Regions from separate parts of the Homo sapiens genome. Here regions 1 and 3 are each linked to region 2. The links are chromatin contacts, found by Hi-C in ENCODE. All regions are on one chromosome and are shown on one strand. Each heading gives the region's core, a stretch centred on a gene start or an enhancer-like site at or near the end of the contact. The rest is flanking DNA. Distances are from core to core; before and after follow the strand shown.

The links. A loop is a pair of places that touch in the nucleus more often than their neighbours do. Pooled maps may share reads with other maps.
Region 1: a pooled map shows a loop between it and region 2 (3-fold over the local background). The contact joins two enhancer-like sites. A Hi-C loop is called at or near these places in 2 of 37 single-sample maps with no recorded cell type and 3 of 50 pooled maps.
Region 3: a loop to region 2 is called in a pooled map, with 5 times the contacts of the local background. The contact joins two enhancer-like sites. A Hi-C loop is called at or near these places in 3 of 37 single-sample maps with no recorded cell type and 3 of 50 pooled maps.

The regions. Positions count from the first base shown.
Region 1 is chrX:42,933,042-42,937,234 of GRCh38, forward strand. It overlaps LOC105373188 (a long non-coding RNA gene), which reads left to right. Exons shown (of 5, transcript XR_949037.3): 2 at 3,999-4,061. Among named protein-coding and RNA genes, the nearest start is that of PPP1R2C, 160 kb to the left of the region's middle. Within about 2 kb of position 1,495, at least 7 of the 41 ENCODE cell types and tissues checked have a DNase peak (open chromatin) inside an H3K27ac peak, as active enhancers do.
Region 2 is chrX:41,732,032-41,736,201 of GRCh38, forward strand. All of the region lies in intron 5 of CASK (calcium/calmodulin dependent serine protein kinase), which reads right to left. Among named protein-coding and RNA genes, the nearest start is that of GPR82, 9.9 kb to the left of the region's middle. Within about 2 kb of position 2,625, at least 2 of the 41 ENCODE cell types and tissues checked have a DNase peak (open chromatin) inside an H3K27ac peak, as active enhancers do.
Region 3 is chrX:42,953,348-42,956,996 of GRCh38, forward strand. No RefSeq gene overlaps it. Among named protein-coding and RNA genes, the nearest start is that of PPP1R2C, 180 kb to the left of the region's middle. Within about 2 kb of position 2,109, at least 2 of the 41 ENCODE cell types and tissues checked have a DNase peak (open chromatin) inside an H3K27ac peak, as active enhancers do.

The sequences.
Region 1 (4,193 bases), core at 245-2,744, 1.2 Mb after region 2:
AATAAGTTTTTGCTGAAGCTATACTAGTGCTCACCATTGATATTACGTATACAAATATGATAGTGTACCATATGATGATTTGATTATCTCACTGTTTTCTCTGTTTAAATAATTTTAAGACCTTTTATCATATATTAATTCTGCCTCTGTATTTTTCCATTAACCCAAAATAATTGAAGTAGAACATTCCTACAAAACATAGTAGTTTTCAGGATAGGACATCCAACTCTTATGTAAGTAATTTAAGTCAAAATTCAATAATGTCATAGTTCAGTGCTTTTTAAAAGCAAAAGTCTAGGTTTTTTTTCCCTCATAACTGTTTAAGGAAGTCAATGTTTGCCCAATAGCAGGTGCTAAAAGTTTTCATTTGTGGCATTAGAGGGGGCTAACAAGAGCAAAGCAATGTGCTTACCAGCATATTAAAATGTAAATGCTGGTGCTTCATGATCCTTTTGTGCAACGTGGTCACCTAAACACAAGGGTAAACATGCACATTAAAATAAAGTAATGCTCAATCATAAGATGGTCATCTAGCAATGAGACAAAGACAAAAGGAGAAGGAAAAAAATGGGAGAGGTGGGGGATGGACAACATTAAATCCTGTAGAATATGTGACCTCCAAGATGTCTCCCCTCCAGGCTGTGCCCCAGCTGCAAGGTAGAGGATGGGTAATCCACATTGAGTACGGAAGAGAATGGGCCAGGGAGTACAGGGTCTGGGTACCAGAGCTGAGAAAGCTGAGACCCACATGTGCACCTTGGTGACTTCACCATGTGACTCCACATGCCATATGGGACAGGTCATATGGGAAACCCCAATGGTGCCTTTGCTGCAAATCTGGAAAAGACATGGTCATAGGGCACCTCCAGTGTCCTGCCCCTGCTTGGCCCAGTTTTATTTGCTGGTGTTTTGCCACCAGAAATAGCCCTTGCATTGTCCTAATCTGTATTTGTGAATTGTGCTGGTTTCCTGGAGATTGTCACCACCTGCCAAAGGTGGGTGCATTAAAAGGCACCACTGGTTCTTGGGCTTCGTGGTGTCTCATGAGTTCAAGCATACCTCTGGCCCAGGCCACTGTCACTGTCTGTTAGTTGAAGAAAAAGCAGTTCTCAGCTGCAAGCAAGGACCACCTTTTGTAACTGTCACTGTCCTGGCCTTGAGAAAAGAGTCCACCCTCCTTGGGGCACCCCACGGATGACACAGTCAGTACTAGAGGTTCCAGAGAGGGTGGGTGAAGCTGTTGATCTCTTCATAATTGGCACAGACTATTTTGGATATTTCTAGGTGGGCAGTTTCTTTGCATGTTTCAGGAGAGGTTAATTGATTTTGGGGTTGCATGGCAGGCCTTTAGTTTGGGTCTTATTTTAGTGGTTGTTTGGGGCCCCCAGGGAGAGAGATGGGCAGTGGATGGGGCTTTTCTATGTGCTCCTGTGTGCTTTTGTTTTCATTTCGCGTTCTTCCCCCTCCACAAGCCAAAGTCGTTTCCTGTGGTTTCCACTGTGTGGACAGTGCTCAAGCACAGTGCTTGCCAGAAGGATTAGGGGCTGGGTAAGCCCCAGGTCACAGACAGATGAAGCAGATAAACTGTTCTTCTGGTTCCTGTCCAACCTCAGAGGGGCAAAAACCCTCCCCAGGAAGGAGAAGAGTGTTCAAAAGCCAGACTTTTGGAGAAGAGGCAGCTGGGCATTGCTGAAAGCCTTCATTATGAACTGTGGAGAAGCAGCCCTTGCCCCTACTGTGGGCTGAGGGGACCACAGCTGGGTACCCTGGGTCAGACTGAAGCCAACAATGCCAGCTGCCCCTTTTGGCCTGCTGGCAATGCCACGGGTGCCAGAGAAGATGGAGGATCCCTGTGCCAGGAGCCCACTTGGACTTCGCAAGGGGCAGTACCCGGGTGAAGAGGGAAGAAAGAATATAAAGTTCCCTGTAGGTCCTCTGTCAAAAAAAGTAAAAATAAAAATTAGATGGCCATCCATATGATAGAGAACATGCTACTCTTATTAATTTTAAATATAATTGGAATGAAAATTCATACTCTTAAAAAGAATCTTGTAATAAACTCAAGGACACAAAACACTCCTGGAAACATGACGTCCACCACTGGGGAGACATGCTCTAGGGCAGTGGTTCTTAATTTATTTGTCATCTCTTTGTAAATCAAGTTAAAAAAAAAAAAAAACATTGGTTTTATCCCAGCAAAGTTTACATGTGTGCACAAACAATATTTTGAATATCGTTTCAGTAAGTTTATGAATGTCCTGATGGCAATCCAAGGACTAGCATAATTACATTATTTCATTGAATTCTTCCAATTATCTTGGTAAGTAGTATCCTGTAGAGAAATCTCAGAGTAGCATAATTATGCTCCCTTTTGTATGTTAATTGCTTTTTCTCCAAGATTTCCTTAGGATACTTTTTTCTTAATCTTCAAATATCAGTAACTTTACCAGTTACTTTCCCTAGGAAACAGCCTAATTTGCTCTTCAGAGTCAAACAAGACTTTTATTTCAAAAACACTTTCTTCTATTAAATCTTTGAATGCATTTTTCCATCTTTTCTGTTCTTTTCTTTCATCTGAATTCCATATCTAATGATCTTTTTATAATTTTATATCTCATTCATTTTAATTCTCATTTTGTGTAATTTTTTTGAAGTTTCACTTCCATGTCACTGATTGTGGCATCAAATACTGTTTATTCTGTTTATGATTGCATCCAATGTGACACTTATTTTTGTAAATATTTAATTTCTAATTTATTTTTATTTCTCATATTTCTCTTCATTGATGACTTTTCTTCATCTTCTGCTTCACATCTTTTTTAAACAAGACTGTGATACCTGTATGCTTTTTGAAATTATAGACAAATTTCTTTTCACCTCTTAGCTTTTAAGTCATCCTTGTTATAATACATGCTATTCATTTGCTTTTGAATTATGTTTTTCCTTTCTTGATTTTGTAATTTCTACTCATTGGTCAAATCGTTTTTCATTGATTCTTTATCTTTGTTTTGAAATTGGACCAGCTGTTGATGAATTTAAAGAGCACCCTTACTAGTGCTGGCCTTCCTAAGAATAAATTTTTTATCTTTCTTACTATTAGTAAGACTCTCTGTTACTCATGATCTAACATAATTTCTAATTGATGCATGTTCAATTGATAATGGAGATGTGACACTTGTGAATGTTTGTATACCAGATATCATTGTGTTATCATTCATAAAACAGAAACTGTAAGAAATGCAAGAAAAAATAGAGAAAATTACATTAGTATTAATATTAGTAAGTCTTGGTTTACTTGTCCTCATTCATATTACATCAACTATACAGAATTATACAAATATATTGACTAAAATAAATGCCATACTTCAATGAGGTAAAACTAATTGTAATATTTTGAACTCAAATTAACTGATCGAAAAAGTAAGCCAGGAGGGGTGGCTCATGCCTGTAATTCTAGCACTTTGGGTGGCTGAGGCAGGAGGATAGCTTGAGGCCAGAAGTTTAATACCAACCTAGGCAACAAAATGAGGCCCTGTCTCTACAAAAAATAAAAAATCAACCAGGCATGGTGGTGTACACCTATACCCGCAGCCCCTCAGGAAGCTGAGGCAGGAGGATCACTTGAGTCAGGGAAGTCGAGGCTGCAGTGAGCTGTGATTGTGCCACTGTACTCCAGTCTGGGCAACAGAGCGAGACCCTGCCTCAAAAAAACAGCAACAAAAAAACAAAACAAAACAAAACAAAAAACGCAAAAAATATTTTGGCAAGACCATAGAAGACGTAAATAATGTGATTCATTAGCTTGGCTTTGCAGTAACGAAAATGGTGAATTAAAATTTACCAAAATTCTTTTGAATTTGTCTATTGCTTCCATTTATTCTGTCACTTTTTGCTTTGTAGACTTGAGGAGTATGTTATTAGACATGTACAAGTCCAGAATTGTCATGTCTTTTTGATGGATTAACACTTACATCATTACAAAATATCTCTCTTTCTAGGAATGGTTTTGCCCTAAAGTTTACTTTGTCTGATATTAGTCCAGCTACACCAGATTTCTTGTGGTAAGTTGTTGTATCACTATTTCTGTGCTCTTTAAACATTTTTGCATACGTATATCTAAAGTGTGTATCTTACAAACAGAATATATTTGAGTTCTGTTTTTTGTCCAGTCTGGTAATTGCTGGAATATTCAA
Region 2 (4,170 bases), core at 1,375-3,874:
TCCCAAAGTTTTGAGATTATAGGTGCAAGCCACTGTGCCTGGTTTTAAAATCACCTTCAAAACTTACCCTATTTTAAAGTTTGGATTTCAAAAAAACAGTGTTTTTAATGTGTCTGTGTGAGTTACAGTCAAACACAAATTTGGGGTTTCAGGAATCTCAAATTTTGACTCAAAGGCCAACAAGATTTTATCTTAAACTGTAGAAAACAGGCATACACATACTCTCATTAAGGCAGCTTTCAAACTATAATCAGGAACACAAACCATTAAGACTAGACAAAATTTAGGATAAACAACTTAACAGGGAAGTAAGTTTCTACTCCCTGGATAGAAGAGGAAGATGGCCCATTCTGTTCAATTTGCTGAGGACTCTAGGCCTATCACTGGCCTTGTGCTCTGTCAGGGTGGGAGTTACGGGCAAATCTGGGAAGACAAGGTGAAAGGAAATCCTGCCGGCAAACCACAAAGGGAGAACAGAGGGAACACTGGTAATCTGCTAAGCATAAGCATTTCAATCCAGCAGCCTAATGCCACAAACCTTCCTCTGATGGCCCCTACACTCAAATGGAATTGATAACACTGGGAAGAGTTACTACAGCTATAGTTGCACCTGACAGAAAAACCTCTGGCTATATCACACACGCTACTCCTGGCTCAGAAGGAGAGGAACAGTAAAAGGATTCACTTCTAATAAGCAAAAGAATTTTTTTTTTTTTTGAGATGGAGTCTCACTCTGTTGCCCACGCTGGAGTGCAGTGATACAATCACAGCTCATTACAGCTTCAACCTCCTGGGCTCAAGCAATCCTCCTGCCTCAGCCTCTCCAGTAGCTAGGACCACAGGTGTGTGCCAACACACCTGGCTAATTTTTATTTTTTGATAGAGATAGGGTCTTACTGGCCAGGCGTGGTGGCTCACAAGGTCAGGAGTTCGAGATCAGCCTGGCCAACATGGTGAAACCCTGTCTCTACTAAAAAATATATATATAAAAAAAATTAGCTGAGCGTAGTGGCAGGCGCCTGTAATCTCAGCTACTCAGGAGGCTGAGGCAGGAGAATTGCTTGAACGTGGGAGGTGGAGGTTGCAGTGAGCTGAGACCGTGCCACTGCACTCCAACCTGGGCAACAGAGCGAGATTCCATCTCAAAAAAAAAAAAAAAAAAGGAGAGAGAGAGATAGGGTCTTACTATGTTGCTCAGGCTGAGAAACTTAAAACCAAGGAGTTGATTTCTTTTTTTGTAGGAGTAGGCTGGGCAAAGAGAAGTATAGCAGTTAGAAACACAAGATAAATTTATAATAATCATGTAATCCATGAGATCTTCCTAAGTACAATTATTAAAATGCCACATTAAAACTGAACGTGCACATTATGTTAAAAAATCTTATAAAAGAAATGCAGAAGATTAACCAATGTTAATATAATAATAAAGAATAGTGGCTGGGCACGGTGGCTCACGCCTGTAATCCCAGCACTTTGGGAGGCTGAGGCGGGCAGATCATGAGGTCAGGAGATCGAAACCATCCTGGCTAACACAGTGAAACCCCGTCTCTACTAAAAATACAAAAAAATTAGCCGGGCATGGTGGCGGGCACCTGTAGTCCCAGCTACTCGGGAGGCTGAGGCAGGAGAATGGCGTGGACCTGGGAGGTTGAGCTTGCAGTGAGCTGAGATGGCGCCACTGCACTCCAGCCTGGGCGACAGAGTGAGACTCTGTCTCAAAAAAAATAAATAAATAAATAAAATAAATAAAGAATAAATACGTTTTTGTTTTATGAGAATTTAAATTTCTCTATACAACATGATAAACTTTGGGGAGTTGTGGTATCAGGTGTAAAAGAAACATCAGTAACGGAGAACAAGAGACTACGGAATGCTTTAAGAAATCCACAATGTCATGCCAACCAGTGTTATATGATAAACACAAATTTATCATAAAGTCTGGCCTTAAATAGGTAAAAGGAGAACTGAGACCAGAAGGGAACCAAAAAGCAGCCAGGCGTGTTCACACAGGTTAGCAAGGAAAACCATTTAAAGGAAGCACACTCAGAAACACTCTGGCCTCTGGCTGAGTGTGTGTGTGACTGGGGTTTGCACAGTTCTAAGAACTAAAAACAGCACCCAGACCTTCTGGGCACAGGCACCATTCAGAATAGAAAGTGATTGTGGGTAGCAATTTGCATTCTCAGAGAAACTGTTTCACTTCAACTTCAGTTATTAGAATTATACATGAGTAGGTCAGAGTGACAGAAAGGTCTAAAACTAAGTCTCCCCACAACCTCATGATCTAAGGCTGCCTGCAAGAGTTAGGAGAGAGGAGAAAATTCCACAAACTCTCAGTGCTTAGTAGAGCCCATGAAAGAAGGCAAAGAGCCAGGAGTTGCATTTACCTTGACAACTGTGCTATTTCTTTCTAAAGTACTTTTAATTTAGGGGTGAGAGGAAGAAAAAAAAATACCAGAAACATAATGAAAGTTTTCACATTCTTTCACAAGAAAAAGTAGAATTAAAGGGAAGAAGATGACAGAAAAAAATAGAAATTTATATGCATGCCTTAATTAATACCTGTAGGGAGGCAAATCTTGAGAATTATAACAGTCTATTATGACAGTGGGCCTTAACCAGGGACAATTTTTGTGCCCCAGGGGACATTTAGCAATGTTTGGAGACATTTTTGGTTGTCACAACTAGGGGGAGATGCTACTGGCATCTAGTGGGTGAAGGATGCTTAGCAGCATCCTACAATTCCCAGGACAGCCTCCCACAGCAAAGAATATAGCCTGATATGTCACTAAGTGTGGCTGTGGGGAGGCCCAGCACTATGTTCACACATCTCTCGAATTTCAAAGGATTATATGATTGCTTTTTATGCAGTTTTATGTGAAACTGCTTCTTCAGAGCAAGCAGTTCCCAAAAATAGATTACATGGTACCATATATTCAAATCTAACCAAATAATCCTTTTAAGACTCAGTTACAATGATTACAAAAGGAAATACCTTTTGTAAAAAAGTAAAGAAAAAAGTATTAATAAATATAATAACAGGATCCTTGGGAAATGTAATGCTTTTGGATCATATGCCAAGAATTATGAGAGAGAGAGAGAGAATGAGAATATTCTTGGCTAGATGAAACAGATGATAAAATAAATTTTTCTTAGAGAAATAAAATATTGCAATGCTCTTCTGTTTTCGTTATTAAATATAAGGAAAGAAAACTTAGACAAAAACTTTAACTGCAGAAACAAAAATCTACATACAAACCAAATCTACATACAGATAAGTCACTGAATATATATCTGAATGGAAAGAAAAGCTCATAGGTTGCTTTATTGGCAAAAATATTAACAAATCAAACCAAGTGAAAATTTACATTATTAGCATGTGAAATGTATTGTTCTTGAAGTTTTACAATGACCACTATGTTGGAATACCCCTGTAACAGGGTCTTGAATAAAACTAAGTTTTGCCTACGTTACCAAAGATATATTAGGAAATCCTATTGGCATAATCTCCAAAATATATCAGGAATCTAACTAATTTTTTTTTTTTTTTTACTACCTCCACTGCTACTACTCTGGTCTGAGCCAGGCAGGATCATCTCCTGTCTCCTTTTTACTCTCCTCTTTGCACATTTTGCCTCAGCCACACCGGCCTCCTTGCTGTTCCTCGAGCAGGCTACTTGTGTTCCTGTCTTTCGGTCTTTGCACTGGCTGTTCCTTTTAACTGAAGTGCTCTTCCCTCAGCTGTCAGATTAGCCCGCTTCCTCTCTTCCAAGTCCTTGCTCAGATATCATCATCTCAATGTGGCCTACTTTGACCACCATATTTACAAAAGCAAGCCCTTCTCTGGACACTCCCTAACCTTCTGACCACTCTAGTTTTTTCTGTGATACTTTTCACATTCTAGCCTACTATGTAGTTCATTTGTTTACTGAGTATTGCCTCCCTGAACTAGAATGTCAGCTCCATGAGGGCAGTGATTTTTGTCTGTTTTCTTCACTGACGTAGCTCCGGTTCCTAGGACAGTGCCTGCCACACAGTAGGCACTCAATAAATATCTTTTGGATGAATGTCTTAAGAAAAATACACCAACATTAAAAATTTTCAATTAACTAAATGTGAGTATTCTATTCACCCATGTAAAAATGTGTGGATTTCGGCTTCTGAAATATA
Region 3 (3,649 bases), core at 859-3,358, 1.2 Mb after region 2:
TTTCTCAAGAGAATTTTTTTTTTTTTTTTTTTTTTTTTTGAGATAGAGTCTCTCTCTGTCAGCCAGGCTGGAGTGCAGTGACACGATCTTGGCTCACTGCAACCTCTGCCTCCCAGGCTCAAGCAATTCTCCTGCCTCAGCCTCCCAAGTAGCTGGGATTACAGGCGTGTGCCACCACTCCCGGCTAATTTTTGTATTTTTAGTAGAGATGGGGTTTCACCATGTTGGCCAGGCTGGTCTTGAACTCCTGACCTCAGGTGATCCACCTGCCTTGGCCTCCTAAGTGCTGGGATTACAGGCGTGAGTCACCACACCCAGCCATTGTCAAGAGAAGTTCTAAGGCTAGCCATGACACTAGTCATGTGTCTTTTTAAAATTTGATCCTCTCATAGATACAAGGTAATTGTTTAGAATGAGAGATCTCTAAAATCTTTTTTTTTTTAAATTAATCGTCTTTATAAGTTGAAGGATCCATCTTTTGCTCACTGACAATTAGAATTTCCAATCATGTACTTACTTATTCCAGTAGCAATTGAATCCAAAAAGCCTTTTCATGGAAAGCCTAAGAGGTGATTTTCCAAGTTTAGAATAAGTTTTTAGCACATAAGCAAGCGGTGTTCCTGGAGAGGGCATAGAAGAGATATTCTTAATAATTCCAAAAAAACTTATTCCCAGGAAGAGGCTAAGCCAGTGAAAGACTTGTTGCCATAGATACTTAAGGATGGTGTTTGTATGTCCTGTTCCACCAGTATCCCACAAATTTGTGGGGGCCTGCCAGTTCCAGACCCATTAATTCATGACACCAGGCTCTCCTGAGATTGGACTTTCCCAGGACAAACCAGGCAACCACAGTTGAAACAACAAAAACTCCTATGAATGGAGCTTCTTATTTAAGACAAACTCCCCTAAGAGATTGGTACATTCAGAACAAAACATGTGCTGCTTAAAATCTTATGTGCCTCAGCTTTCCAGCCATTTTCATATGTGACTTGAAAATGAGGACTGTGATGGTTATAAGTATTTATTCCTTATTTTGGTGTTTTTATTTAATAATTTAATTTTACATAAAATTTAATAATTTAATATTTTAATTTAATTTTACCTCTGTCATTCCCTTATCATCTAACATGACTTGTTAATAATTAACTTGATATTATATTTAAGTTACAAAATATAAAACAGGGAGTATGAACCAGGAAGAAGAAAATGAACATCACCCAAAGGCACAAAAGGGACTCTACACCCTCTTCTGGGAAAATAATTAGTTTGTTATGTAGGATTATTATATCATTTTTGATGGAAGTAGGTCTTTTGTTATTGTTTTTATTTGGAGATTAAGTGTGGTTCAAGGAAGCTTATTTGAGGTCAAAGTTGCCAAGAATGGACTGTGGTAGCTTTATAATGTGTCAGCTTGGTTAGGTTTAACTACATTTCACAGAATTTATCATTTTATTTCTGGTGAGGTTGAGCCACATGTATACTCTTTATACCAATTGCATTATTTCTCCACTGTTGTAACTCAATCATTAATGTATCTACGGTTGATAGAATAAAGGACCAAAAAATATACTTATTCTAATTCCTAGAATCTATGATACGGTATATTACATGGCAAAGGGAAGTTAAGGTTACAGATAGAATTAAGATTACTAATCAGATGACCTTAAATAGGGAGATTAGGATTATCTGGGTGGGCCCAATGTTATCTCAAGGTCCTGAAAAGTGAAAGTAGGAGACAGTGTCAGAGTGATTTCATGCGAGAAAGAATTGACTAGTCATTGCTGGCTTTGATGAAAGGGGGCTACAGTCAAGAAATAGAAGAGCCTCTAGAAGCTGGAAAAAGCAAGAAAATGGATTCTGCCCTAAAACCTCCAGGAAGGAACATAGCCTTACCTACATCTTGATTTTAGTCCAGTTAGCCTGGTTTCAGACTTCTGACATACAGACCTATAAGAAAATAAATTTTTGTTTTTGTAAGCTGCTAAATTTGTGCAAATTTGTGATGCAGCAATAGTAACCTAATGCAGTAACCTTTTATTGGCCTTCCTCCATTCGGTGCCTTCAACTACTCACTTTCTTACTATTTTTATTGGGTCATTTTCCAAATAAACAACTGTACTTAAATCATTGTCTCAGTTCTGCTTTTAAGAAATTCAAATGAAGACAGTCTTTCTCCACAACAAATTCTACTGGTATGACCAAGGGTATGTAAAAATAGGATATAATCTGTACAGTGATTAGGAGATATGGATAGATATTATTAGTAACAGGCCAAAAAGGCAGCGTGCAAATTGGCTTAGATTGAGGGAAGTGAAAACTATCTCATATTTCAATAAGATTAGTTGCAAGAAAAGGAAGTAAGCAGAACTAGGAAATCTCCACCTCTGAGAAGGAAGGGCTGGTAAAAAAAAAAAAAAAAAAGGGCCTTCGGGACAAAGTAGATGTGATGAAAGTCAAAGCACACTAGAAATCACACCAAAATTCCTCAGAAAAGTCAGCTACATGGAGAATTCACTCTCAGCTTTCTCTTGGTGCAAGCAAAAGAAAGTGAAAATGTCATTATACTGGATTTCTATATATGTGAATCTGACAGAAGCAGTATATTGGGCTCTTACAACATAATCATAAAAATTAAAATGAAATAATTCAAAGAAGAAACAGCTCCTTTTCTATTAAGTTGTCCTCTTACTAGCTGTATTAGAGTCAGGGTTCTCCTGAGAAACAGAACAGAGTGTGTGTGTGTGTGTGTGCATGTGTGTGTGTATGTGTCTTGGGAGAGGGAGGGAGATTTTTAAGGATTTGGCTCTCATGATTGTTGTAGCTTGGTGTCTTAGTTCACTTTGCTAAACAAAAATCCCATAAACCGTGTAGCTTTTAAACAACATAAATTTATTACTCACAGTTCTTTAGTCTGGAAAGTACACAATCAAGGTACCAGCAGATTCAGTGCCTAGAGCAGATCCTTTTCCTTGCTCACAGGTGGTGCCTTCTCACTGTGTCCTCACATGATGGAAGGGGCAAGAGAGCTCTCAGGCCTCTTTATAAGGGCACTAATTCAAATCATCTGGGCTCTACTCTCATGACCTGATCACCTCCTAAAGGCCCTGCTTCCTAATATAATCATCTTGAAGGTTAGGATTTTGACATATGAATTGGGAGGAGGGGGTTCACAAACATTCAGACCATAGCACATGGTAAATATAAAGCCTGATAGAATAGACCAACAGACTGGACATACAGAGAAGAGTTGCAGTTTGATTCCAAAAGTGCTCTCTGCTGGCAGAACTCTTTCTTGCTTAGAGGAAGTCAGTCTTTTTTCTAGTAAGGCCTTCAATTGATTGGATAAGGCCCACCAACATTATGGAGGGTAATTTGCTTTACTCACAGCCCACCAATTTAGATGTTAATCTTGTCCACAAAACACCTTTGTAGAAACATCTAGAATAATGTTTGACCAAGTATCTGAGCACCATGGCCCAGCCAAGTTGACACATAAAATTAACCATCACGCTAGTTCCCAGGCTTCTTCCTAGAAAGGAATATCTTCATGGGAAAATGTGGTTCTGTCCTGACACATGAACACCATGAACACCATGTCTCCAGTGTATATGAGCTAGTCTGTGGGGGAGGTTATTTGAAACCAATCTGA